Linked DNA regions of Mus musculus: all the other regions are linked to region 4. Evidence: chromatin loops called from intact Hi-C (ENCODE). Cell type or tissue: gastrocnemius. All regions are shown on one strand. Region 1 has its middle 40 kb from the start of Gm30713. Region 2 holds the start of Ntpcr (nucleoside-triphosphatase, cancer-related). Region 3 holds the start of Map10 (microtubule-associated protein 10). Region 4 holds the start of Sipa1l2 (signal-induced proliferation-associated 1 like 2). Region 5 overlaps Sipa1l2 (signal-induced proliferation-associated 1 like 2).

Region 1 (5,000 bases), 220 kb before region 4:
TTATTTCATACTTAATAGTGACTGACATCTTTGGGAGAGGAGGGAACTCGTGGGGGTATTTGGGAGGCCTTGTGCTTCCTTTGCCTGGTGAATTCTTCCCATTCCTCCATGCAGGAACATTAACAGACCAGATCTCATGAGGATCACAGCTATTCTACTTCAAGATGGCAAGGGTCCTGTCCAGCCTAGAGAAAGCATCTATATTATAATTATATAGTGTCATTATATTGCATATGTACACACATACATATATATGATATGTATTATTATAATGCACATGTGTTATACAATATGTATCACATGTGTAATATATTCATATATGCATGCAATATATTATTTAATACATGTATTATATGATATGTATTATACATGTAATATATATACGCATATATTATACACACATACATCTATTACACTTATATGCACCCTGCTATATATTCCACAAAGTCCAAGCCTTAGAAACCTGGTCCCCAGGGAAGCACTACCGAAAGGAGGAGATACTGAACACTCTCCTTTACTCTAGCATTAACCAAGTGACAGGTTGTTCAGGACTGGCTTCCTTAGCACCTTCACTTCCTCTGACCAGCTTGCCGTGTCTCACCATGTGACACCCTTTGCTTCATCATGAGCAGAGAAGACGTCAACCCCATGCTCCCAGCCTTCCTAGTTTCCATAACCAAGGACTAAATATATCTCTACCCCATATAAATTGACAAATTGCCCTTCTCGGGTACTCAGGCACCGCCACAGACATGCCCATCCTTGTAAACAAATGTCTGCCATACTTCTATGTTCCGGTCCAAATACTGAATGTCCTGGAATGATGTCAGATGAAGAGATACCTAGGGAGATCATGAACGTCTGTCTGTGTGAAGGGCCGTTGCCATGGCAACTCAGCACCCTTGGGCAGCCTCCTAATGAAGAGTTATTACTTCTTAGCTAAAACACGTCGCAAGGAATGGATGAGTCATCAACTTGTGGAGAGATACAACAAGTTATTTTTTTCTTCCAATTGCTCTAGGATGTAAACACACTGATCTATGTGTGACAATCTCTGCCCACGTCTGACTCACTCACCCGGCTCTTTCGTCACCGAGCTAGCAGAGGAAGGGATGAGAGGTCTCTATTGCCCCCCAGGGACCCTTCAAACATCTGTGGGTGGCATCCTGAGGCATTGGTCACATCCTGTGGCAACTTAGATGAAGTATTCTGAAAGAGGGTTCAGGCAAGAGAGTCTCTATAAAGCTAGCAAGCCTGGTTGTCTGGCAGCCACACTGCGCCTGTCAGGGATATTCCGTGGGCTGCTCTGAGCTCCACATCAGAGCCAGCCACTGTCCTCTCCTCAGCCTCCAGTAATCGGGCAGGAGAGAGGGATAAAAGATCAGAGAGGTGCTGAGCACTCTGGGCCTCTGAGCTGTGGAAAAGGCTTAGGTTTCTGTCTTGGGACCTGGAGATGTGTCTGATAGCCGAGAAGGTCACTCCCCTGGGTTCACTGCTGCTTCTAAATACCTGAGATGTCTTTGCCCTCCTCCCCTGGGATCCCAGACTTCAGGCCAGTGCCCGCACATAGATGATCACCCCACTGCAACATCCACAAGGCAAACCCCCAGAAATACCCCACATGCTCATGTGCTCCCTCGGGATTAAAAACTTTAACTCCACAAAACCATCAAGTCATCTTTGATTTGTGGGGAAGATTTTTCAGGCCGCATATTTGTCAGGCATAAAATATGTAAGGTAGTAAACCATAGGAAAATTATAATAAATAATTAAGAGAGTTCCCTCTTCTGCCCTGAAACCGCAGGACACTCGGAGGCAGGCTGAGGAGACGGCTGAGAAGACGAGCATTTATCTCGCCACTTTCTCCGGCACCCTGTTCTAGTTTTCTCTCTGCTGCTGTCATAAAACAGTTTGAGCATGGGTGAGGGGTGTGGGGAGCTTAGCAGTTCGGAGCACTGATTGTTCTTACAGAGGACCAGGGTTCAGTCCCCAGAACTACATGGTAGCTCACAACCACCCATAACACTAGTTCCAGGGGATCTGACAGCTTCTTCTGGCCTCCACAGGCATCAAGCATGCCAATGGTACACAGACACACAAGTAGACAAACATTCATTCACAAGAGGGGGGAGGGGTATTTGTACTGGAGTGGGTGGGACACAGAGAATTGCCTCTGGATAGAGAGGAGAGAGATGTGGCCCATAGGCAAATGGTGGTTTATAAAGGGAAAGAGGAAAGCCCCGCGTTAGGATGAAGTGTTTAACTTTAATTGAGCATGTTAATTAGGTGAGCCAAAGTGGGCTTTTGATTGCTGGACTTCAATACTTTGATTGCTGGTCCTTGATGGTCAGCCTCAGGAGGAGGAAGTTGCCAAATAAAGGAATAGACCTTGGTGGCTAGCTTTAGGAATCTAACTGGGTTTTAGCAAGGCAGAGGGAATGGGGGAGAAGATCAAGGTCTGCCAGAGCCATATTTGCCATGTTTGGGCCTGCTAGAGCCCCTTTGTATACAATCTCACGTGTGTGCACACACATGTGCGTGTGTATTTATTTGGCTTATACTCTTATGTCACAATCTATCACTGAGGGAAATCAAGGACGGAACTTAATCAGAATCCTGAAACAGAAACCGTAGGGAACCTGATTGCTGGCTCGCTCTCTGGCTCTGGCTTGCTCACTCTGGCACTCTGCTAGCTTGCTTATTCAACCCAGGACTACCTGCCAAGGGATGGTTGAAAGTAGGCTGGTCCCGCCTACACCAATTATCAATCAAGACAATTCCCCAAGACAGGCCCGTAGACCAATCTGATAAAGGCAATTGCTCAGTTCTGCAAAGCAATGCAGCTCCCAACACTCACGTGAGAAGGCTCCTAACGGGCTGTGACTCCGGTTCTAAGGGACTGGACTCTAGTGGCCTCTGTGAGTACCTGGACATTCATAGGCATACCTACACGCCGATCGACACACCTCCACACACAGTAATTCTTAAGTTACTTTTAAAGATTCCTTTTTCCTGATCACAGAAAAGGAAAAACTTGATGAGTGCCTAGAATGAAAATGCATAGGAGCTGAGGCTCCTGGGGAGCAAAAAGGGAAAGCACTCAGGACGTTGACACGTCACCTACAGTTAATGAGAAATCGCATCCCCTGGGAGCTTTGGGGAAAGATTGGCTGGATAATATCATTTGGAGAAGCCTGACAAGGGGCAGTGGCCACCGTCATTTGCTCTCTATCTGCTCTCTGGCTGTAAACTTTGCCTGATAAGAGCTTTCAGGGAAAGGGCCTAGATTCTGTTCCTGCAGGTCCTTGGCTCCCGCTCAAATGACAAATCATGTAGAAGATAAGGAAATCATCTTGGTTCTTTAAAGTTAAAAGAAGATGAGATTAAAAATGTCATTTGGTGGCTGGATGAAAAGATTTCCCACACATTCGGGCACCCCAAATAAACCACGTTACTTAGCAAATGTCCACAGGGAGACCACCGAGCAGATGTTTAGAAACTGAAGAAAGAGCTAATGATGTCTGGAGCTTAAAGAATCCAAGCCTGGGAAGGAAAAATGGCCTTGTGGATGGCCAGGGATTGACATGTTAAGGGGCACGGCTCACGTGGAAAAGTAACGTTTTGGAAACTCACAGTGGAAATCTCATGTGAGCCAAGTCCAGGGCTGGCATGAAAAGGAGTAGAGAGAAGGGAAGAAAACTCACCCTAGAAGATAACGCAGAGTTTCTTTTATAGATGGTGGCTCCCCCTGCCCCCTTTCCCCATCCGCCCTCCCAAGTAACCCATGTATCTTGTCTACCCCAAATATCTCACACTACTAATGCACTCTCTCTCGTAAATCTCTAAGAACTCTATTTGGCTCTGAGACCAGGCGTCCCAACCCCTCTCAGGTAGAATTGATCCCTACGGTCAGATCCAACTGTATCAAATAGAAAGAGTCACAGGGGCAATGTTTAAATTGGATTTGTTATTTGCTCAAGCAAATGCCTCATGCATTTTTTTTTCGAGCTCCGCTTCCGTTTTGTTTATCTCCAAAATTAAAGATAAAGAGACACACAAGTCTGCTGCATAGCTGAGGTGGGAGATTCTCCAGTCAGAATCCTACCTACCTGACCGGCCCCTCAGTGACCTGGGCCCCCTCTGCAATCTTTGATCAGCAAGCCGATCTCCTGAGAAGGCCAAATCAGGGGAAGAGGGTGTGAGCCTAGCCTCCCATCTACATGCTGGGCCTGGGGAGAGCAGCCAGGTGCATTTGAAGATGACAATTGAGTGTGTCCAGCCTGTACTGTAAAGTGTTGCTGTCACAGGGACTCCAGCTTAGTGAGCAGAGCCACAGAACCTTCGTTGCAGCTCCGTGCTGCAGGTCAAAGCCAGTGGCATTTCCAGTACCTAGGAGCAGGCCTTCCCCACACACCAAGTTAGACTCTTGGAGCCAGAACACACTTTGCTAAGAACCTGGAGAGGTCGAGGTGTCGCCAGACCCAGATCTGTAGCAGGCTGTGCTGCCTTGGCAGGCTGTGGCGAGACTTGCAGACTCCAGGCCCTAACACACTGGTGGAGATGAGCTTTGATCTGCACCGTGTCTCCTTGGTGCTGTCCATGCTAGTCCCGTGCCTTAGGAACCTTAGTTGTCCCTGATGGCTTTCCCAGGAGACACCAGAGGGCACAGCTAAGGGACACTAAGGCACAGCTGATGGGAAAGCAGGGGCTTGTGGGAGGGAGGAGTCCAAGGGATCTGAGCTGAGTGCAAATGAAATCTGCTCCTGGGTTTTCTTCACTGTGTGGCCCCTCGGTGGCCTAGTCTAGAACTTGCTGTGTAGACCAGGCTGGCCTCATAACAATCTGTCTTCCTTTGCCTCCCAAGTGCTGGGATTAAAGTCACACACCACCAGGCATGGCTAGCTTTAAAAAAATAATAATAATGATAATAATAATAAAACTAAATTTGCTCAGAGATCTTTCTTGAATCCTGTCTTCTTTCTGTCCTGCTTTTGGTACTT
Region 2 (5,000 bases), 160 kb after region 4:
CTATCAGGCTTTAGAGACTTCCTGGTTGCATTCATGAGGGCTCCACTCTCCCAAACTGATCACTTTCCTTGGTCGCATGTCTTGGCACCTTCACAGATTGTGTGTGGTGGGGTGTTCATACATCCTTTGGGGATGGTACATGTCCACCCCATAGCACCCTGATTAGATGGAATGACAAAGTCTTGCACACACAAGGATTGAGGTTCAATCCCCCAGAATCCATATTAGAAAGTCAGATGCAGTGTTGTGCACTTATAATCCCAAGCCTGGGGAAGCAGACACAGGAAGATTCCCTACTTGGCAAGCTCCAGGCCAGCGAGAGACTGTCTCAAAAACAAGGTAGATGGTTCCCTAGGGACACCAGAGGCTGTCCTGTGGCTTTTGTACACACAATTACATATATGCATGAACACACACACACACACACACACACACACACACGAGTCAAGATAACCAAATTTGAAATCAGTATTGTACTCACTTGCTGTGACCCTTTGATGCTAATTTACTACATATAAATCATTGAAACTATGTTGTTATTTCGTGGAAATTGTACCAAGTGAGCACTCATTCAATGAATTATCATATAGTGAACATACTACTGTCATCTCATTTTTTTTCTTTTAATGGATGAAGGATTTCCATCTAACTTGTTTTGGGGGCGAATGACTGTAATCCCAACACTGAGGAAGCTGAGGCAGGAGAAGCTTGAGCTAACCTGGGCTACAGAAAAGATCCTGTCTTAAAAAGAGAGAAGGAGAGGAAGAGGGAGAGTGCCCAAGGCCAAGCAGATCGATGTAGACATTTTCTTTGTTTCCTCCGGTATTGATTCTCTATGTCGATTCTGTCTCTGAGCTACCGAAAACAACCCAACTCCCAGAACGCCTTACAATTCCAGTCCCCTTGCCAGCGATGGAAAATTCTAGAGGGTTAATATTTAAAATGAATATTCTGGATACAAGAAGCACTTAGGATTCTATACATGTTGTCTCTCTGTGTAAGGTTCTCCCATGGGTTTGCTTTGCTTACATCAGCCATTCTCTGAGTCCATGCAGGTGCAAGATGCGGAAGGCAAGTTACCCATTGGGATAAGAAGTAATAATACTCCATTAGAGTAACACAGGGCTATAAACAACACTGAGATGACAGTGGCAGGTGTGGCTTGCCAATCTTTTTAGGTGATTTAAACAGCAGGAAACTGAGCTGTTAAACTGGCATATATTGCCTGCTGAAAGGAGTCCAAAAATGTGTGTGTGTGTGTGTGTGTGTGTGTGTGTGTGTGTGTGTGTGAATGTGTGTATGTATATTACATTCGCAAACCAATTAAAGGTAAGGATTCCTGGAAATGGCTTTCTCATCCAGAATGGAGGGTGACTGAGCACAAGCCCAACTGCACGCATGCTCGACTAGAAGGGTCTACAGGTACATCGCGGGCAAAAGCCACTGCCACTTCATTTGCTGGTGGAATGAGTCTCGAGGCTAACTGAGGTAAGGATCCACTTTCTCTGGGTAAGGCAGTTGTGGGTTGATAGACAAGTGTGGAGGTATGGAGCAGAGATGAGGGATTCGGTGCATGGCTGGGGATAGGAAGTCCGCCTGCATCAGAGGTCTGCAACGTGGGCAAGCTTGAAAACCTCCTGCAAACAGGTTCAAGTTCTCCGGACCAATGCCAGTTACTCCAGTCTAAAGGAGGCCATCGCTTTGGGCCAAGCTGCTGTGTGAGCCCCTAGCAGTCCAGATCGGGCCAAAATGGAATCAAGGCACTATCACTAAGATGACCATCAAACTGGCTTTGAAAAAACTGTTTTGGGCTAGTTTCCCCCGAGCATGGGCGTCCCAGTCAGCTGAATGAAGTCAGTGAGGAAGTTCTTTTTCAGCAATGGAAGGGGAGAACTCTGCGGAGAGAAGCCTCGCTTTTGCTCTTGTTTCTGCTTTCCACAACTCTTTCTGCCGTTTCTGCCGCTCAGGTCAGGTCACTGGAAGCTCCTTCTACTTCCAGGTTGCAATAAAAAAGCTTAATCAGATCTTTAGACTCTTACTACCTTGTCTCAGATATTCATCTCGGGAGGTGGAGGCCAGGATAAATTGAGGTTAGCTGTTCTCCAGCTGACTGCTCCGCAGCCAAGTGAACATTGTACACGGAGTTCAAATCCCACCAACGGCTGCTCCTTCAAGGAGGGTTTCTATTGCTACATAGGAGCTCACTTGCAGCCTGAGGTGAGGGTCTCAGGGACAGAACTCAGATACTTAAGTAGCAACGGCCAAGTATCTGGAATTTCCACGAATGCATCCGTGCAGACACCTCACGTGAGTCTGGCACATAGGACTGTTCCCAGACCTTACAGCCAGCCACTGCCACATAGCACCAGGAGTAGGGAAGAATGCGCGTGCGCCTTGTGTGTCGGGAAGGGGGGGGGGGGAGCGTTGGAAACGCATGCGCGACCACGGGGCGGGGCGGTGCTTTCCCTGCCGACAGGGGCGTGGCCTTCAGCGTAAGGGGTGGAGCCTGGCCGCCCATTCTGACCCCCGACCGCCCCGCTCTGGACCACCCCGCACCCAGACCCCCACGCACATGTCGCGGCACGTGTTCCTCACCGGGCCTCCAGGTGACCCAGAGCCTGCGGGACTTGGCGGGGAGGTAGAGCGCCTGGACCTCTGTCCGGTCTCCGGCCTGGCTTGGTGTATCGCAACCCGGCGAGAGGGAAGGCCAGGAGGACTGGGGAGCACCGGTTACATGTCCCCAAGGACCGGTTGTCACCCGGGTCTCGCGCCACTGAGGCCCAGGTGTACTCTGTAGACTTTAGAGTCAGTTGAACAGGCAGAGGCTTTGGGGAGGAGCAGGGGGCCGCAGTTGGAGGCGCGCCGGCCTTGCACAGCATGCCCTGCATTTGAAATCAGGGTGCAGTTGGGTCCCCAGCTTCCTGCTGTAGGGTTCACCCGGAGCCATCATCAATACCTATGTTCATAAGAGGTTTAGTGAACACCGGACTCACAGGCTTTCCCCTCCTCCCCGAGGAGAACCTGGGAGTACTGTCAGTCCCGGATTTGCACCTCTACACCCCTGCCTCCTGTCTCAAGAGTTAGTAATGCTTCGCCCCTTGCGCTACAGGCCCCACTCCAGTGTGTCTCACTAACATCCCAAAGGGTTTGGCTTTCTAAGCCCCTCTCCAGCAAGTTAGCGAGACTTTTAAAAAGAAAGCACCCTTTGTCAGCACCACTGCCTCTCAGCCTCTTCCTAAATATTGACCAGCATCTGTAAGTCATCTCAGAGGGGGCTTTGCTCAGCTGGTTTTTTTTTTTTTTGGTTTGGTTTTTGAGACAGGGTTTCTCTGTGTAGCCCTGGCTGTCTTGGAACTCACTCTGTAGACCAGGCTGGCCCCAACTCAGAAATCCACCTGCCTCTGCCTACCAAGTGCTGGGATTAAAGGCATGGGCCACCACTGTCTGGCTTGCTCAGCTGTTTTTAACATAACAATCCCTGTGAGGAGATAGCCTCTGGGTCAAGAGCTCTTGGGCTGCTGTGTGTTGTCTGTTTGGAAATACGGATATATGGAGTTTGAAAGTTGCATTTATTTACGTATGTGAGTGTGTGCGCAGGTGTGGAGGTCAGAGGACAACTTTGAGGAGTTGGTTCTTGTTGCCCCATTGAGCCGTCTTGCTGGCCCATAAATATACTCCCCTCCCCTTATAATAAAAGTGCTGCCTGCTTGGTATGAGAGCTAAAGTGAAATGTTAAAGTGACAGGCTTTTTGTTGGTGGTGGGGTGTGTGTATGTGTGCAGTGTTTGGGATGTAAATAATAAAAGACAAAAAGCGGGGGTAGCCCCAGGGAACTCCACCCTCAGGAGCTAAGTGTGGGACCTTTGTTCCTTATTGTTCTAGGCCACAAACATCTGCTGTTGGCACATACATACTTTTGCTTAAAATCCATAAGGATTATGCTGCAACCCTCTGGCCCACCACCACTGACCCACCTTCACAGCCAGGCTTCATGCCCTATAAAGGCTTAACGACCTCCCCACACAGTACCATCTGCCTGATCAGACACAAGAGTGGCTGGAGGGATGCTTTAGATTTAAACCAGAACAGAGGGTAAATCTAGGAGTGAAGGAGGTCCCAGATATGTCCTGGGACTGCATTAGAAGTAAGTAAACTTCATGCCGCCGCCTGCCTCTGCTGGGGTGGAAAATCCCTCACACCTGGAGCAATCTGGCAGGCAGTGACATTTGCAGCCCGTCCTGTTTGCAGCTATTGCTTTTTTGCAGGCCAGATGGGCTTGACAAGGTAAAACTTCTTGACCCCTCTTCTTCCTTTGTCTCTTTCAGGGGTTGGCAAAACAACCTTGATCCAGAAAGCCATCGAGGTCCTGCAGTCCTCCGGGCTGCCCGTGGATGGATTTTACACACAAGAAGTCAGGCAGGAAGGGAAGAGGATAGGATTCGATGTCGTCACCCTGTCTGGTGCCCAGGGGCCTCTGTCCAGAGTTGGGTACTGGTGTTTTGTTTCTGCAGGGGTGGGGGTGGGGTGTCTCTAGCCTGGCCTCTGTACTTCTTGGGAACATTTCTTCTCTGTATGAGTGCATGTGGTCCATGGGTCTGTGCAGAGGCCAAACGGGGACATCTGATGTCCTGCTCTGTGGCTCTCTTCCCTGAGACAAGGAGTCTCCCAGTACCTGGAGTTCCATGGTGGCCAGCCCTGGAAGTGTCATGGGCAAGCCTCAATCACTAAGCTATACCCCCAGCTCTCTGTTTAATTTTAACCTTAGTTTTGATACAAGGTCTTGCTATGTATGGAACTCACAGAGATCCACCCGCCTTTGCTTCCTAGTACTAAGATGTGTGCACCACCATGCCCAGCAACCCCTTGCTTACTTTTTATTTTGAGAAAGTCTAAGTTGCCCAATGGCCCCTAAGCTTTTTGTTCTCTTGCCTTCACTTGCTTCAGCCTCCTGACTAGTTAGAACGATGACAGGAGACCTGCCACATTGGGCTCAGCTCTTGT
Region 3 (5,000 bases), 100 kb after region 4:
TCAACAAGAGAAAAGCTCACCTCAACAGGGTAGAAGAAGACCGCAAAAGATATCCTCTGACCTCCAGACATGTGTCGTGAACAGTATGTCAGTACACAGTGACATACAAGTCATCACACACACACACACACACACACATATACACACATACACACACACACACACAATCATAAAGAAAACGATACCAGGAACTTTCATATACTTCTTCACAGATGCAATAATGAAGACTTTGGCTGAGGATGTAACGCGGTGGGTGAGCATGGCCTACCATACTACAAGCTCTAGGTTCCATTCCCAGCATTACCTGAAATTGGGTTGTGGAGGCACACAGACCTGTAAATATAACCCATCTCTGCAGGTTGGGCCAAGCTAGGTTTGGGGGCTGATGCCTGTGATCCTAGCACTGGAGGCTGTGATGGGTGGATCACAAGATCAAACCTGGGTGGCAAAGGAGACCCTGCTGTCTCAAAGACAAACAAACATCAGGCTGATTTTCCTACAGAATAAACTGTTTACTGCTGTAGTGAATTCTACAGAATAAACCTCCAGAGAGGCCCTGAATTTGCCTCTCTGCTGTTGAGTGTTTGATGGTCTTTGTTCCCTGAGCCATGTTTTTGACATGGATGCTGCTAGTTTTCCACACTTAACTAAAGACAGGAAGATCTAACATCTATTGCAGCTTGAACACTTGTTGCTATGCAACCTAACTGATGAGGTTACCAAGAGGACTAAGACCAACAAGAAGCTGGTAAGAACCCAGCATATTTTGGTGCCTGTGGAGGGTGGAGCATCACAGCTGATAGTTGGTCACCTGCTTCCCTCCTTCCCTTGATGGTGTAACTGAGGGAGCCAGGACTATATGACTGCATATGTGTTTTTCTACTCTATCCTTGTGACTGTGCTACCATCCTGACAGTGAGACAGTGACGTGTGTGTGTGTGTGTGTGTGTGTGTGTGTGTGTGTGTGTGTGTGAGAGAGAGAGAGAGAGAGAGAGAGAGAGAAGCACAAGGGTTGTGTCTGCCTCAGAATCACCCACAACATGAGACCAACACAACGTGTCTTTGTGAGCTCTGACTTAGATCAAATAAATAGGAAGGGAGACTCCTGATCTGCGTCTTATATGAGAGACCAGGGTTGGGAATCTTCGAGACACCCTGGAAGTTGTGGAGCTTCTGAACTTGGATCTGAGATGTAAAATCGTAAAATGGGCTGGTGCTAAATTCCTCTGTGCGTAGCTTGTGCACTACAGATCTCCAGTGGCAGACACTACTTTCACTCACCGCTCCTCCCAGACATATGTACCAATGCCATTTGCCTACTAACTGAACCAATCACTTCTTCCGCTCTCATGGCGGTGGTACTGGAGATTGTATGCAGTGAACAAGCACTCTTCCACTGAGCTGCACCTCCAGCCCTGACCCATCATTTTCAATACCTTAGGATAGTACATGATCCCTCTCCCCCGGCCCCTCATATTATATAGTAAAGACCCGAAGCTAGTGGGTTCCCATCCGTAGGGAATTCTGCATCAACTAACATAACAGAGTCTTTTTGAAGACACACCAGGGTGGTCAGATGTCAGGGTGGGAGGTGAGGGCTCTGGTGGGTGTTAGGGTGCACTGTCCCAATACACTGAGAGTTCCCCTACACCTGGGCGATGCAAGGTGGTCACGATGGAAGCTGAGGTCAAACCTCCTGAGGCTTCAAGAAGCCACAAGTCCGGTGAGGGCAGGATGGCCTACTAGTGGTCATTGTGTGAGAGGACAAAGAGAGGAAGGAGCCGGTGACAGAAGCTACAGCCTCTGACAGATGCACAGCAACCACAAAAAAGGTTGACTTGAGCAGTGGTCAGCAGGCTCTGAGGCCTAAATGGGCAGGGCGGCCCATTTACTTCCGGTACGTGATCCCTAAAGACGTAGGACCTGCGGTGATGAAATATAAAATAGAAATTATATTCATTTATATAAAATTTAGAGAGAGTGCTGCTTGAGCGCGTCTACTCCCTCAGCATCACGCAGCTGCTCCGACAAAACCCCATAGGCAAAAGAACTCCCAAGAGCACTCGGGGCCGGAAGTCAAGTCTCGCGAGGGCGCGGCCGGTCACGTGACCCTCGCTCCCGCTTCCGGTTGGCGGAGCGAGCTGGCGGCGTCGCCCGGGGCAACAGCAATGGCGACCACGGCGGCCGGGCGGCTCTTCTCGCTGGAGCTGCTCGTGGACTGGGTGCGGCTGGAGACCGGGCTGTCGCCGTGCGCCGCGAGCCCGGCTGTGGCGTTTCGCCTGCTGGACTTCCCGCCGCTGCTCGTCTTCCCGCCGGCCGCTCCTGGCCCGGAGCCCCAGCGCGGCGCCATCAGCTTCGGGCGCGGCAAGGCCTGCCTACTGCGCCTGCACCCTGCCGCCCTGCGGCGCCCGCGTCTGCGCGCAGCCCTGCTGCAACTGCCCGTGGGCCCGACTTCTGCGCCCGGCCTGGTGGGAGCTTGCGACATCCTGCTGGTCCCCTCCCTGGGCCAGCGAGGTGTATTCGCCCTGCGCGGGCCAGAGGCCGAGCGTGTTGGGGAGCTGGCGCTCTTCTATCGCCTGACCGAACTGGGACGCTTTTCCCCGGGGGTTCCGCAGCTGCGAGGCCCTCTGAGCCCTGCTTGTATCCTGGACTCCGAAGCCCTGGAGGTGTCAGAGCCAAGAACCGAGGAGACCTCGAAGCCATGCACCAAAGGCATCTCTGCCAGATGTCTACAGTGTGTCTCAAATGCACGCCTTCTGGAGGGCTCAGAGCCATGTGCCAAGGATACCAACAGCTGGTCTGCAGGGGACTCAGACGCCTCAGTTGTCCAGAAGTCCTGGGAAGAAGCGGTCTTACACAGTAAGGCTAGCTCTGGGGACATGGCTTCTGCCCCTTGTTCACCCGCTCCCAGTGGGAAAACTGTCAGTTCTGTCAGTCAGGATGTCACAGAACTGGACTTTGAAACCAACACATTTTGCCCTCCTCCACTGTATTACACTCACCTGACTCAGGAAAAGACTCCTTCAGCCAGGGTTGAAATCACTATTGAGCCTCAGAGAAATGAACCTGAGGATCTAGATGACATTTTTCCCGAAACAAAACTCGTAAGTCCTCCCTTAAGGCCAGTGAAACATACAAGAGCTGCAGTGCAGGAGAGCCCTCCTGTGCTTCCAAATCTTCCTCAGACTCAGGGTCCAGGAGAAGCGAACGAAGCTCCGTGTCCTCCTCAGATTGAACAAAGTCCAGTCAATGCTATAAGACAGCTGCCACTATTGAATGCTTTATTGATTGAGCTGTCCTTGCTGTGCAACCAGCCCGTGGCAAGCCCCACCCAGGTGCATCCCCATTTAGCCTGGTTGTACAGAGGTGAAGACAAGGGGCCAGACCCTTCCACCAAGTCCACATCCCCGTCGGAATCAAAGAGCAACAAGCTTTCTGTGCGAGAAAATGAAAAGTTGGTGAATCCCCAGTCTAAAAAGAACCCTAAAGGAAAACATCCAAAGATCGGTGGCAGCCCCCCACCAAAGGTTACAAAGGGGAGGCTGCTGTATGGCTTAACAAATACACTGAGACTGCGTTTACAGCAGACAAACCCCAACATGCTGGTTGTACATGAAAAGAGAGAACAGTACAGGAGGTCACAGATACAAGCTGTGGGGCCAAAGTTGCGAATCCCCTCCTGGAAAGGGAAGGTGTCAAGCTCAGCAGCAGAAAGCCAGATGTCACCACAGCTGCCCGCAGATACACCAACAGACTCTAATGGGAAACTACCAAGCTTGGCAGTTCAAAGCCAGTTGCCACCACAGCTGCCCGGGGATGAATCTTTAGACTCCATTGGGTCTTTTGAGGAAGGTAGTGATACTTCAATGCAAATCAGGGCAGGCTTTGATGAGTCAAGCACAACTAAAGAAGTGAAACAGAGCCATGCCATGAAACAAGAAATGGTTGACCAGAGTGAAAACAGAACCATTGTCACTGCTCTGAGAGCACCCGTGAGCCCTGCAGGCTCTGTCACCCCAGAAAGATCTCTTCGATCAAATAGTTTCGGGGGAAACTGGAAAAACAAAGTCCCAAGCCCAGGGCTTTCCCTACAGGAACCTACTGTTGACAAAACTGTGGATGAGGGGAAAGATGGTAGGCAAGTCAAAGCCATAAGTGCTGCTGATACAAGTGAAAATAGACCAACCAGTAGAAAAAGTTCATGCGAGAGCATCTCAGAACTACTGTATCGGGATGGGTTCACCAGCCCTTGTTATTCTGAAGATTTCTGCACAACTGAGAATAACAGCAGAAGTCTGCCGGCTCCCGACAGCAGCACAGGGGTAGAACATGTGCAAAAGGGTTCACGGGCAAGCAAGTCAAGTGAGGCAAGGCTGTCCACAAGGAAAAACAGCAGTGACTCGAGTTCTGTGCTCACCCCTCCCTTTTCTGCTGGCTCACCAGTGTGTTCTCATAAAAGATCCCGTGCACTGAAGATTCATGATAGTCTGGAGGAAGCATCCAGTCTCTCTACCAGTGACTTTTCATCACAGTGGACAAATGAAAAGGAAAACCAGGCAGATCCAGGTAGTTCAAAAGTCATGAGGAAAGGACGGGACAGCTCCACTAAACTTAAAGTAAGAGCTGGTCACAAGTCATCTGAGAAGAGCCAGTCACCAAGGACATCTCAAGTGAGTTCTTACGAGCCATCAAATTTGTCTGAGCTAGAACTCAAGGCCATAGATGACAGTGACTTAGCTGATTTCCAAGAAGAAGAAGATGGCCTTGGTTCATTGCGCATCTCCAGACAGTGCAAAGACATCTGCGAGTTAGTAATAAATAAACTTCCAGGATACACAGTGTGAAAGTATGCTATTTTAAAAAACTAGTTCTATAGCTGCTGGGTGCTGTTACTGCAGAGTTGTAATAACTCACACATAACCTTAGTATGTATGTGGTAGTTCTTAAGAAATGTAAATAGTTTATCATTGATGTTTCTTACCCTACAAACTGATTATACT
Region 4 (5,000 bases):
GTGTAGGTTCAGGAAGAGAATCTAGACCTCGGGTTTTTGTAGTCTACAAGGCTTGACTTCATATTTTACTTAAGTAAACAAGTATGGTCAGTCCATGTTCTCTTAGGACTCACGGTGTCTTTGTAAAGACACATATCTAAAACTACCTCCACATTGAGGTCAGAAGTTTAAAGACAAGCCAAGGTTCTCTAAAGCTGGGGTTAACAAGTACTGGTGGAGCCAAGGGTGAGAAGCAGGTCCATGTAAACAGAAGCACAGTTGGGAGGCCTGTGCACGGCCTTGTCAAGCCAGCTTCAATTACCAGATAATAATGATTTGTACTAACACCTGTTTCAGAAATAGATCTTCAAGTGTATCCAACCAACTGTCCCTTTTATCTCAGGTGAAGAGGATTCCCCAAACTCTGGAAAAGTGACTAAGCTCAGGTATCAAAGAGCCCATGCATTATCATACGGGGAGAGGGGTTGCACCTTCCAAATGTATACTCCATAGCTTTGACCAAGATGATGATCCCACTAACGAAGCTAGAAGTTACAGCGCTAAAGCAAACGCTCTTGGCGAGAGCCTAATATTTTACAATAACAAAATCATGCTCTAAAAACTATACACTTAAGCCAGACAGTGCAATTCTCAGCCGCACTCCCAGGCAGAAGCTCCACCTCCACCTCCTAACTGGATGCTGTGTTGTGCTCTCTCCATCCTCCGGAGGAAATGTCTACAGGGCTTCTTATGCAAGTTCACCTCACCCCATCTATAGGTAGCACGTGGGTACTGAGGGAAGCCCTTCCTGTTTGCTATGTTCCCCAGACATTTACCCAGTTGGGGTCCCCCCCCTTTAGCTATTTATGAATACACTTTAATTTAGAACATACAAATTTAACGTTATAATTTAAGCCAGCCAAACCACAAGAAATAACTATAAAGCCAAATTTCAATTTCTTCAGCTAATAAGCCTGCCTACCACCAGGGCAAGACTTGGGCTACCTGTGATGTTTTACTTGTAGAACAAAAGTAAGGAAAATGAATTGGGGTGGAGCAGAGCACACCTGTCATCCAAGCCAATCATGAGGCAGGGGACCACAAGTTCAAAGTCTGTTTGAGCTATAGCGTGAGGTCAGCCTAGGCAGCTTAGTGAGCCTCTTTCAAAATAATAGTAAATGGCTCACTGTTTTGAAATAACAATAAATGAGGCTGGGAATGTAGCTTTGTGGTAGGGTGCTTGTCTATCATACCCAAGCCTATAGGTTTAATTCCCAAATCCGACCCCCTGAAAAAAAAAAGTACTTAACCCAGAATGTAAGAATCTGCTGTGGCCACTGATCGGTTAACTAGAGGCACTAGTTTAATGACTAGACTGTACTAGTCATTAAAAAGCCGTGCTGGGAAGAGACAAGCCAGATCTCACCAGGGGAGAAGGAAACGCAGAGGTCCGTGACACAACCCTCAGTATGACTCAGGCAGACGCACTCAGCTACAGATCTTCCTCAAATGCTGCCGGTCAACCCTTAGGCATGAACAGCCTCACACGCGCCCAAAACTGAAGATAGACTATTCTTCCCCCCTCCCAACCACCCTCCACCCCCTGCAATAGATCCCATTGCTGCCTGTTCCGGAAACCGCTCCAGCTAGCCATAAACAGCATGTCGAAATCTATGCAGCTCTTATCACCAAACCCACCCAAGAACTCCACATTCTCCAAAGACATCAAGACCTCCGCGATGCAGAGCCCAGTAACAAGCAGCTCGCTCATTCGTAGTCACCTCTGGTCGCTAGAGATCAAAGCCCACTTTCCATATTTGAAAAAAGAAATATAATAACCAGTTTAAGCCTTACAGGGGAGTACTATGTTTCAAATAAAGCAGCAGTTTGGGATAGTTTCTTCCTTTCATTCCAATTTGTAAGACGTTAAATAAATAAATAAATCCCAGCCTAGACTGCAGACGCAGGAAACTCAAGCGGGCAGCGGACTAAAATGCCTGTCATAAGAAAGCCATCTAGTGTTAAAGTTTAGAAGTGAAACCGCAGACAAAAGGAACATTTCTGGGACTATTTTGAAGTTACTGGGGAAAACCAATGAGAATAACCAAGACGCCCCGTTTTCTGCGGATGACTTGGGTTTTGGGGTGTTCTGCATTCTGCCTTTCCCCCTCGCTGTTTGGCCTTCTTTCTCAAAGCCATCCTTGCGCAGACCGAGGCAACTCCAAGCAGAACCCGAAGCGCCTAAGACCTGTTTTGACCAAAATCAGGTATCGCCCAGCCCCAATTCGTGAGGACGCACTTGCTGTCCGTTCGCCCGTGCTGACGTTGGCCCGGACTGAATTAATGTAGCCGAAGATGGTTAATGACGACAAACGTCTCCCCAAGGGGTGACGCCAAGTTGTCCTCGGCTTTCGCTCTCCGGGAGACGAGCCGAAATTGATTCTCGGGATTCTGCGACCAGGCTCAAATGAATGTGCCGGCGCTGCCGGTCGCTTCCCGACCGCGGTCCTCACCCGCGGAGACGCGAGCCCGCGCGTACAAAGGAGCGGGAGTCCCGGGGGAGCGGCCCGCAAGTTGCGCGCAGCCGGGCAGGTCCGGTCCCTGCGCCCTGCACCCCGCACCCCCCGGCACGCACCTCGGAGCCGCGGTCCTCTGGACCCCGCCAGGGCCGGCGCGCAGAAGCCAGGGCCTCGCCGCCCGCCGCCGTCCCGCGCTACCCATGGGCGCGCTCCCCGCGCGGCCGTTGCGCCCGCGGCTCGAGCTGTCGCCAGGCGCCGCGCTGCGTCCTCGGCCGCCCGGCTCCGTCTGCAGCCGGCTCCCGCCGCCGCCGCCCGCCCCGGCACCGCCCCCACGCGCTCCGCCCCCGCCTATTGGCCGGTGCCCCGAAAGACCCCACCCCGAGCGCGCCGCCCCCTCTCATTGGCCGGTGGCCGGACGGTCCCCGCCCCTAAAGCTCCGCCCACGCCCATTGGCCAACCGGACAGGCCCCGCCCCGAGCGCTCCGCCCACGCCCATTGGCGCGCCTCCTGGCCAGACTCGCCCCTCGCGGTCGGGCGCGCGCGAGCGCGAGCGTCCTCGGAGAGCGATTCTCCAGGTCGCGGCGAGCGCGAGGCCTCGGCTTACGGGGACAGGCGGCCGGCTTCGGAGTGCTCGCGAGCCCGGGTGCCCTCGGAACGACCGGTGCTCTCCGGGTGTGGACTCTCATTCGTACATGCTCGCACCATGTCCGGACCCTTGAGAGTCACCACGGCCTGGCGAAGCCCGAGGGACGGACTTGACGCAAAAGTGCAAGCTGTAGTCGCGCGGGCCGGGGAACCTGAGCCAGGAGCGATGCACGAGCGGGCCCACGCCTGCTCTCGGTGTTCCGGCCCTGTCTACCCCCTTTACCCCCAACCGCCGGGAGCCTCACCTGCGGCCGGCTGCAGAAGAGCGGCGTTGGGCTCTATTTTGAGATGCACGGGCAGGAGGAGTAAATAAGGCCGGAGCAGGTGGCAGAGCTGGCTCCACCTTACGTCCCCAGAGTCCTGAAATGGTTTGTTTGGGACTTTGAACTCCTCCCTGGAAGAGATAATGTTAATAATGTTATCTCTCCTTCCCTGTCGCAGTGCTTCCTACTACGAGCACACATCCTGGTGAAGTTTAAACAGTGGGTCCCCACCCAAGCTGCATTTCTCTGCGTGCACATTGTCCAATCTCTTATATATCATTTTAAATACAGGTGTAATGCGTAGGAATGGGCCTTGTAAAACATGCCAGCAACCTGTATATGACATTATGCTCCTGAGATTTCCAGGTTTTGAGGTCTTTCTGGATGGTCTCCCTATACCTACCGTTTGCAGAAGTTGTGTATGCATTCCACAAACATGAAGTCTGAGAAAAGTCCTGTGCTGCAGTGCTTTCTGGGAAACTTTTTACCAGACCCTGCTCTGTGCTTGGGGGTGAGGTGGGGGAGGGGGCAGATTAAACCGGGGCAGAGACTGTGGAATACAGCGCCAGAGAGGAAGGCAGGGCGTGGCTGCGGGCTCAGGTATCTTACAGAAACAAATATAAAATGCCTCTTTTGGCGAAGGTACGGAGATTGCTGGGGTTTCCAAGAAAAATACCAGCCATGAGGCATTCAACGGAGCTTGTCTAAAAGCCAGCGTGAGTCAGATTCCTCAGAAGTTAAGGGCGTTCTCTGCTTTTGCCAAGGACCTGGCTTCTGTACCAGGCTCTCAGTGGCAACTTACAACCATCTGTAACTCCAGGTTCAGAGGATCAGAGGCCCTCTTCTGGCTTCTCTGGTCATTGCAGCCATGCTGTGGACATACATGACTTCAAGCAATCTCTCAAGCAAATGAAAGCTAGAGTGAGCTACCATAGGTTCGTCATCTCCTGTTACTGTCCTGCGAGCCTCCCTCTCTGCCCTTCAAAGGCCTCATTACCCTGGGAATTCTTAAGAAAACAGAATCTAGGAACTCTCGCTCTCCAATTCTAAACTTTTTTTTTTAACTTCTGATGAAGTAATTCCTACATCAGTCTTTTTTTAAAGATTTATTTATTATTATATGTAAGTACACTGTAGCTATCTTCAGACACACCAAAAGAGGACACCAGATCCTGTTACAGATGGTTGTGAGTCACCATGTGGTTGCTGGGACTTGAACTCAGGACTTTCGGAAGAGCAGTCTGTGCTCTTAACCACGGAACTATCTCTCCAGCCCCCTACATCAGTCTTAAGAGTTCAAAGAGGGGCTGGAGAGATGGCTCAGCCTTAAGTGCACTGGCTGCTCTTCCAAAGGTCCTGAGTTCAATTCCCAGCAACCACATGGTGACTCACAACCATCTGTAATAGGATCTAATACCCTCTCTGGCATGATGGTGTACATGCAGATAGAACACTCATACATTAAATAAATAAATCTTGAGAGAGAGAGATCGTTCAAAGAGGTACCAGCCAATCTGCCTGCTGCTTGCATCTGTTTACCTTTTAGCTTAGTAAAGCCAGTTTGGTTTCCTTAACAAGCCCCAAGATTTGACCT
Region 5 (5,000 bases), 82 kb before region 4:
ATCACACGAATACAATAGCACAGGATAAGAAAAAGAGGTTAACAAGACTGCAGTGTGGGAATGAGTCACAGGATCTTGGTGTTGTACCCTGGCTGCCCCATCAAGAAGGGGGAAAGGAAGACAAAGGTCTGGGGTGCCTGGGACCCCAGCCCAAGGCTGTTTCTAGACTCTGCAATATCTTAAGAGGAAGACTGATTAATTGGTAAGTCACCAATGAGTCCGGGGGCTGCAGAGATGGACGAGGGCAACCAGGCAGTTGGTCCAGTGGTAAAACCCACAGCAAGATCGTAGCAGTCACAAGCTCCAGGACCCACGTCCTCCAGGCCTCTGAAGCCTGTGACTCCTGTATCCTAAAAAGCAGCTTACAGGTCCTCTGCCTTTCAAGAACTAGCTGGCCACTCTGTTTTCGCATGCTACTGACTGGGGTGAAGTGGCCCAGCTGATCACCTTTCCCTCTAGTCAACTGTGTGCCTGTATTTCAGATCGCTGGCTACACCAGGCTTTAGGAGCTGTGGACAAAAGACAATAAAAGCCCAGCAAATGGGCAAGTGAAGATCCTGCCTCAGGCCACTGTGAAGTCACACTCAGCCTTGAGAAACCCATACTCCTGCATTATGAGAGCCCATTCCCCATGCAGGGAGACTGAGGTATTGGTGTCATGTGATTCTGATCCGACCTTAACCAAACCACTATTAAGCTTGGAAAACCCACAGCATTGAAGTGAAATAATGAAATGTTTAAAAATATTACACTTGCTTCATACAAAACCAATGAAGGCCCATGTTTTAGAAGGGGTCAAAGGTGAGAGATTATGTGACCTGCTGTAAGATGGCAGACAGCCTGGCAGCAGCACTTCCAATGAACAGCTCTGGGGGATGCCCTCACACGAGAAGTGAAAACCAAGCTATGGGCTGGGAAGATGGCTCTGGATAAGATGTTCATCACACCCCTCCCCACAGACAATGTGCATAAGACTGCATTCCTAAACCCCACCCAAATGTCGCCTAATCCCTGACTGGAAGGAAGGCAGAGGCAGGAGGTTCCTACAGTGACCTGGCAAGCCAGACCAGTGGCACCAGTGAGCATTGGTTTCAGCCGGGATACCCTGTCTCTAAAAGAAGGGTAAAGGGTCCAGAAGGACTCCCAGGGCCAACCTCAGGTCTCCAAATGCATGGGCATACATGTGATGGCATACAAGGGATGGAGGGAGCCATTGCCGCCTCTTCTACTTGCTGCAGTTCTCAGCTGAGTGGTCTCAAGAGGAGGAAGAGGAAGAAGAAGAGTAGGAGGAAGAGGAAGAAGAAGAGGAAGAGGAGAGGCTGCTGGGGAAGCTCAGCTGTCCAGCTTCTGTACATTCTGAGATGGGCGAGCGAATGGAGCTTGGAGCTGAGCAGATAGATGCACAGTGGGCTTTATTAGGATTCCAGAACCTGTGGGACCTACCATGATGGTAACCTTCACTTCCATCTGTGGGAAGCCACATGTGCCATTGCAGAGTGGCACTGACTACTGCTGGCCACCACGCATAAGTTTGGACAAACAACCAATGTGTACATATGCAGTAAAGTTTTTTGCAAAGACACTGCCTGGCCCGGGCATGATAATGAGGCTCTGTGAGGTACAGAGAGAGAGAGTAGCCAATCAGATGAGGAACATGCAAATGAGGCGTAATGCATAACCAATCCGGGTGTGAGACACGCCTCTCCTAGGCCTATATAAGCAGCACCAGTTCTGGGCTCCGGGTCTCTTCGCCTCTGCAATCAAGCTCTCCCAATAAACGTGTGCAGAAGGATCCTGTTGCAGCGTTACTGCTGGTCAGTCTGGCGGGCGCAAGATCCATCTTACTGTACCAGAGCAGAATACGCCTGAGGTCTCCACTTTGGCTATCAAGCAAGCCTCACAGATAAGCAGCACCCTCCTTCCTGTTTCTCCATGCTGACCTAAGACCTGCTGGGGTCTGGTATGAACAGGCCTTTGCAGGTTCTTACACTGACTCTCTACGGCCTCATTGCCTGCACAGGAGAGCAAGTGCCTGGCATTGTCCCTTGGTGCCAGAGTCCCAGGTCATCTGGGTAGTTCCTCTTATTACGAGTTCCTGGACTCAATGGACCTGTTTGCAACAGTGATGAGGGCCACGGAGAGAGGCTAAGCCAAGTCCATGAACAATGTCCTCTCAGAGAGGAACATGTGTCTTAGAATAGTACTTTTGCTAGATGGCACTCTGCTCACCCTCGTGAATTTAACAGTGCCCTACTCCCTTTTAGTCACCGACTCTATAAAATGGGAAGAAAAGGCAGGGACATGAAACTCAAAGGAAAGTCATGGCTGACTCAGCAGAGAGTTCAGGGAATTCATAAGACACGCCCCTCCCCTAGCCCCCAGGCTAGCATCAGTGACACGGGGGGGGTGAGTGTGTGTGGAGCCAGGTGGCAGCTTCACCAGACATACACCCATACTTCTGCTTCTCTCCTCATCTCTTAACCATCAAAACAAAGTGCTGCCTTTAATTCTGTGTCTGGGTGTGGCAGAGGTAATGGCCTCTTTCAGGAGAGAAGACCACACACACACACACACACACACACACACACACACACACACACGAAATGCACAACACCCATGTGGTGAGACAGGCACTACTCTAAGTCCTTTGCAGGGTGTCCCTGAATCCTTAGCTCATCTTGAAGACAGCATTGGGTGGGCTAGGAATCACTAATGTTCTCCATCTGGCCCTTTCACAGCCCTGGGTTATTAAGCACGGACTTCCACAGACGGGCACTTCAGCCTTGGCAAAGGGGTAGTTCCTGAGTTCCCAGACACTAAATAGGAACGTGGTGTTGAGGTGGGGTGGATAGTGCAGGATTTCTGTTTATTAGACTGGCTGCTGAACTTAGGATCTTGCGCATGGGAGGCAAGCGTTGCACAAACACCTCCAGCTCCAACCCAGTGTGAAACTCTCTGACTGCAGCATCCTTCATTCTCAGTGCTGCAGAGGAAGGCAAGCACTGGAGAGAAGGGAGCTGGGTGGGGGCTTGTGGGAGATGATGAAGACGTGAACCCAGATAATATGAGGCTCCCCTGGAGCAGCTTAGTTTGGGCAGTGCCACTGCCACCACGAGGGAGCCTCATGCCACTCTCTTGCCCCCTGCTTCTTCCAAGTTGCCTCCACCGCTGAAGAAAGTCAAATGTGTCCTGTCAGATGCCATTTTATATAGGAAGGAGATGGGGAAGGAGAAAGGAAAGGGGAAACTGAAAGACGGAAGAAAAAGTGAGGCAGGGAAGGAGCGAGGGGAGGGGAGCTTGAAGCAAGCACTGTCAACCTGACAAGCTGAAAGACTGACCTGTGGGCACACCTGTGGGGACAGTCTTCATTACAGTAACTGACATAGGAAGAGCCATCTTAATTGTGAGTGGGACCACTCCTGGGCTGGGTAAAATGGAGTGGACATACTGGATACTGGCTCTCACTCATTCCTCTCTGTTTCCTGACTGCTTCAAGCTCCTGCTGTCCAGATTTCCCATTCATGATAGATCCTACTTATCTGTGAGTTAAAATAGACTCTTTCTCCCTAAGGTTGCATTTGTCAGAGTATTTCAACATCGCAGCAGGGAAGAAGCTAAGTGGGCAGAGGGAGAGCATGGAGGAAAGCATGGAGGGAGAGCATGGAGGGAGAGAGAGCATGGAGGGAGGGAGAGCATGGAGGGAGGGAGAGCATGGAGGGAGGGAGAGCATGGAGGGAGGGAGAGCATGGAGGGAGGGAGAGCATGGAGGGAGGGAGAGCATGGAGGGAGGGAGAGCATGGAGGGAGGGAGAGCATGGAGGGAGGGAGAGCAAGGGCTCACAGCTGTTGGCCTCATCCTCTCTGAAACACACCCCTGAGGCTCTGGGGTTAAGCTTGTCTCTACACTTGAATCCTCAGGACTCTAGCCACCAATGTCTGGTCCCTAATGACTCCTGCTCTTAATTATATCTCAAGTAGCCCTGAGGAAGCAGGAGTCTCCTCTACACTGAAGCCTGGCAGCTTTCCTCTGAGGCCACTCCCCCTCAGCTGGGCTTCCCAGGCTTCCTCCCAGTGAGAAACCAGGGCCTTTGGTGCATTTCCTTATTCTGTGGGCTTCACAGGACAGTCTAGAACTCAGATTTCCAGCTACTTCCTAGGTCCTCGGCCTAGCCCCCAGTCAGAAATGAATCCAAGAGTCTTGCACTGCCAGCCAGCACGGCTACATCTCCTTACCATACACTCCAGGGTGTGTACACACAAGCTATTTCTGGGAGCTGATTAACTTATTTCTTTACCAACCTAAATAGTCTGAGAGCATTGCTTCCAAAGCTCTCCAGTGTCTCCATCATCAATCAGAGAGGGCAGAGGTCACTGGAGAGAGGTCTACACAAGTGACAGAAAAGCCAGATTAGAAATCACTTCCTGCAACAGACTCCAAGGCCATTAACAAGTCCAGTGGTGCCATCAGTCAGGGGCAGTAAACTTGGCTCCTCTCATACACACTCTGGAGGTGAGATGGACGCACTTGAGTGGGAGCTGTTAAGCTTTTGCACACTAGGACCTGAGAACCTTTCCTCCTGAAGGCCCAACTCTCCAGCACTCAGCCTGGATGCTAAGCCACTTACAGACTTGATTTCATGTGCCAGCTTCTAGCTATAACAAGTCTTGGGGAGGAAGCATGTTTTGCTGAGGTCATTTTCGAAAGCCAAAAGCAACTAGCTGTCTTCTTCCTTTCCAGAGTTCCTACGTAAGGGAGGGCACGACATGGGGGTGTCAGTCAGAGGTTCTGGGCTTTCCTGTGACAAGGACTGAACTCAAACAGGAGAGCTGGGAACAGGGAAAGGAGCATTCTGGTGACAAAGCCTGTGTCGCACACAGATGGTCAGACAGAGAAAAGTGGAAATAATTTATTCTATACTATATGAAAGATGTCCCGAACAACGGCAGAAGGAAGCCTAACTCTGTACCTGCTCATGTGAGCCACACACATCTGGTCAACTC

What was found. Hi-C counts contacts between places; a loop is a spot of excess contacts. Peaks named below come from ENCODE experiments on the same cell type or tissue, not always from the same donor. Only the 100,000 strongest peaks of a DNase experiment are listed, where the experiment ranks them.
Region 1: a loop joins it to region 4, with 2.9 times the contacts of the local background. A loop is called at or near these places in 12 of 42 quality-filtered maps.
Region 2: it touches region 4 in a loop (2.8-fold over the local background); 20 of 42 quality-filtered maps call a loop at or near these places.
Region 3: it touches region 4 in a loop (4-fold over the local background); 12 of 42 quality-filtered maps call a loop at or near these places.
Region 5: a loop joins it to region 4, with 2.2 times the contacts of the local background. A loop is called at or near these places in 8 of 42 quality-filtered maps.

Annotation. Positions count from the first base shown.
Region 1 is chr8:125,343,076-125,348,075 of GRCm38, forward strand. No RefSeq gene overlaps it. Among named protein-coding and RNA genes, the nearest start is that of Gm30713, 40 kb to the right of the region's middle. In gastrocnemius, no CTCF peak of the experiment used is centred here; DNase peaks (open chromatin) are centred at 886 and 2,708; H3K27ac peaks cover 502 bases.
Region 2 is chr8:125,731,744-125,736,743 of GRCm38, forward strand. It overlaps Ntpcr (nucleoside-triphosphatase, cancer-related), which reads left to right and starts at 2,460. Exons shown (of 5, transcript NM_025636.5): 1 at 2,460-2,606; 2 at 4,325-4,487. The coding sequence starts at 2,573. In gastrocnemius, no CTCF peak of the experiment used is centred here; a DNase peak (open chromatin) is centred at 2,475; H3K4me3 peaks cover 1,402 bases; H3K27ac peaks cover 1,542 bases.
Region 3 is chr8:125,667,702-125,672,701 of GRCm38, forward strand. It overlaps Map10 (microtubule-associated protein 10), which reads left to right and starts at 2,117. Exons shown (of 1, transcript NM_028908.3): 1 at 2,117-5,000. The coding sequence starts at 2,169. The coding sequence ends at 4,844. In gastrocnemius, a CTCF peak has its summit at 2,383; a DNase peak (open chromatin) is centred at 2,123; H3K4me3 peaks cover 1,516 bases; H3K27ac peaks cover 1,857 bases.
Region 4 is chr8:125,567,041-125,572,040 of GRCm38, forward strand. Sipa1l2 (signal-induced proliferation-associated 1 like 2) reads right to left here and starts at 2,823. Exons shown (of 22, transcript NM_001357372.1): 1 at 2,615-2,823. In gastrocnemius, CTCF peaks have their summits at 2,006 and 4,255 (motif pointing left); DNase peaks (open chromatin) are centred at 725, 1,540, 2,014, 2,935 and 2 more places; H3K4me3 peaks cover 3,113 bases; H3K27ac peaks cover 2,228 bases.
Region 5 is chr8:125,484,946-125,489,945 of GRCm38, forward strand. The region is part of intron 3 of Sipa1l2 (signal-induced proliferation-associated 1 like 2); the gene reads right to left. Among named protein-coding and RNA genes, the nearest start is that of 4930566D17Rik, 35 kb to the right of the region's middle. In gastrocnemius, no CTCF peak of the experiment used is centred here; no DNase peak of the experiment used is centred here; H3K27ac peaks cover 386 bases.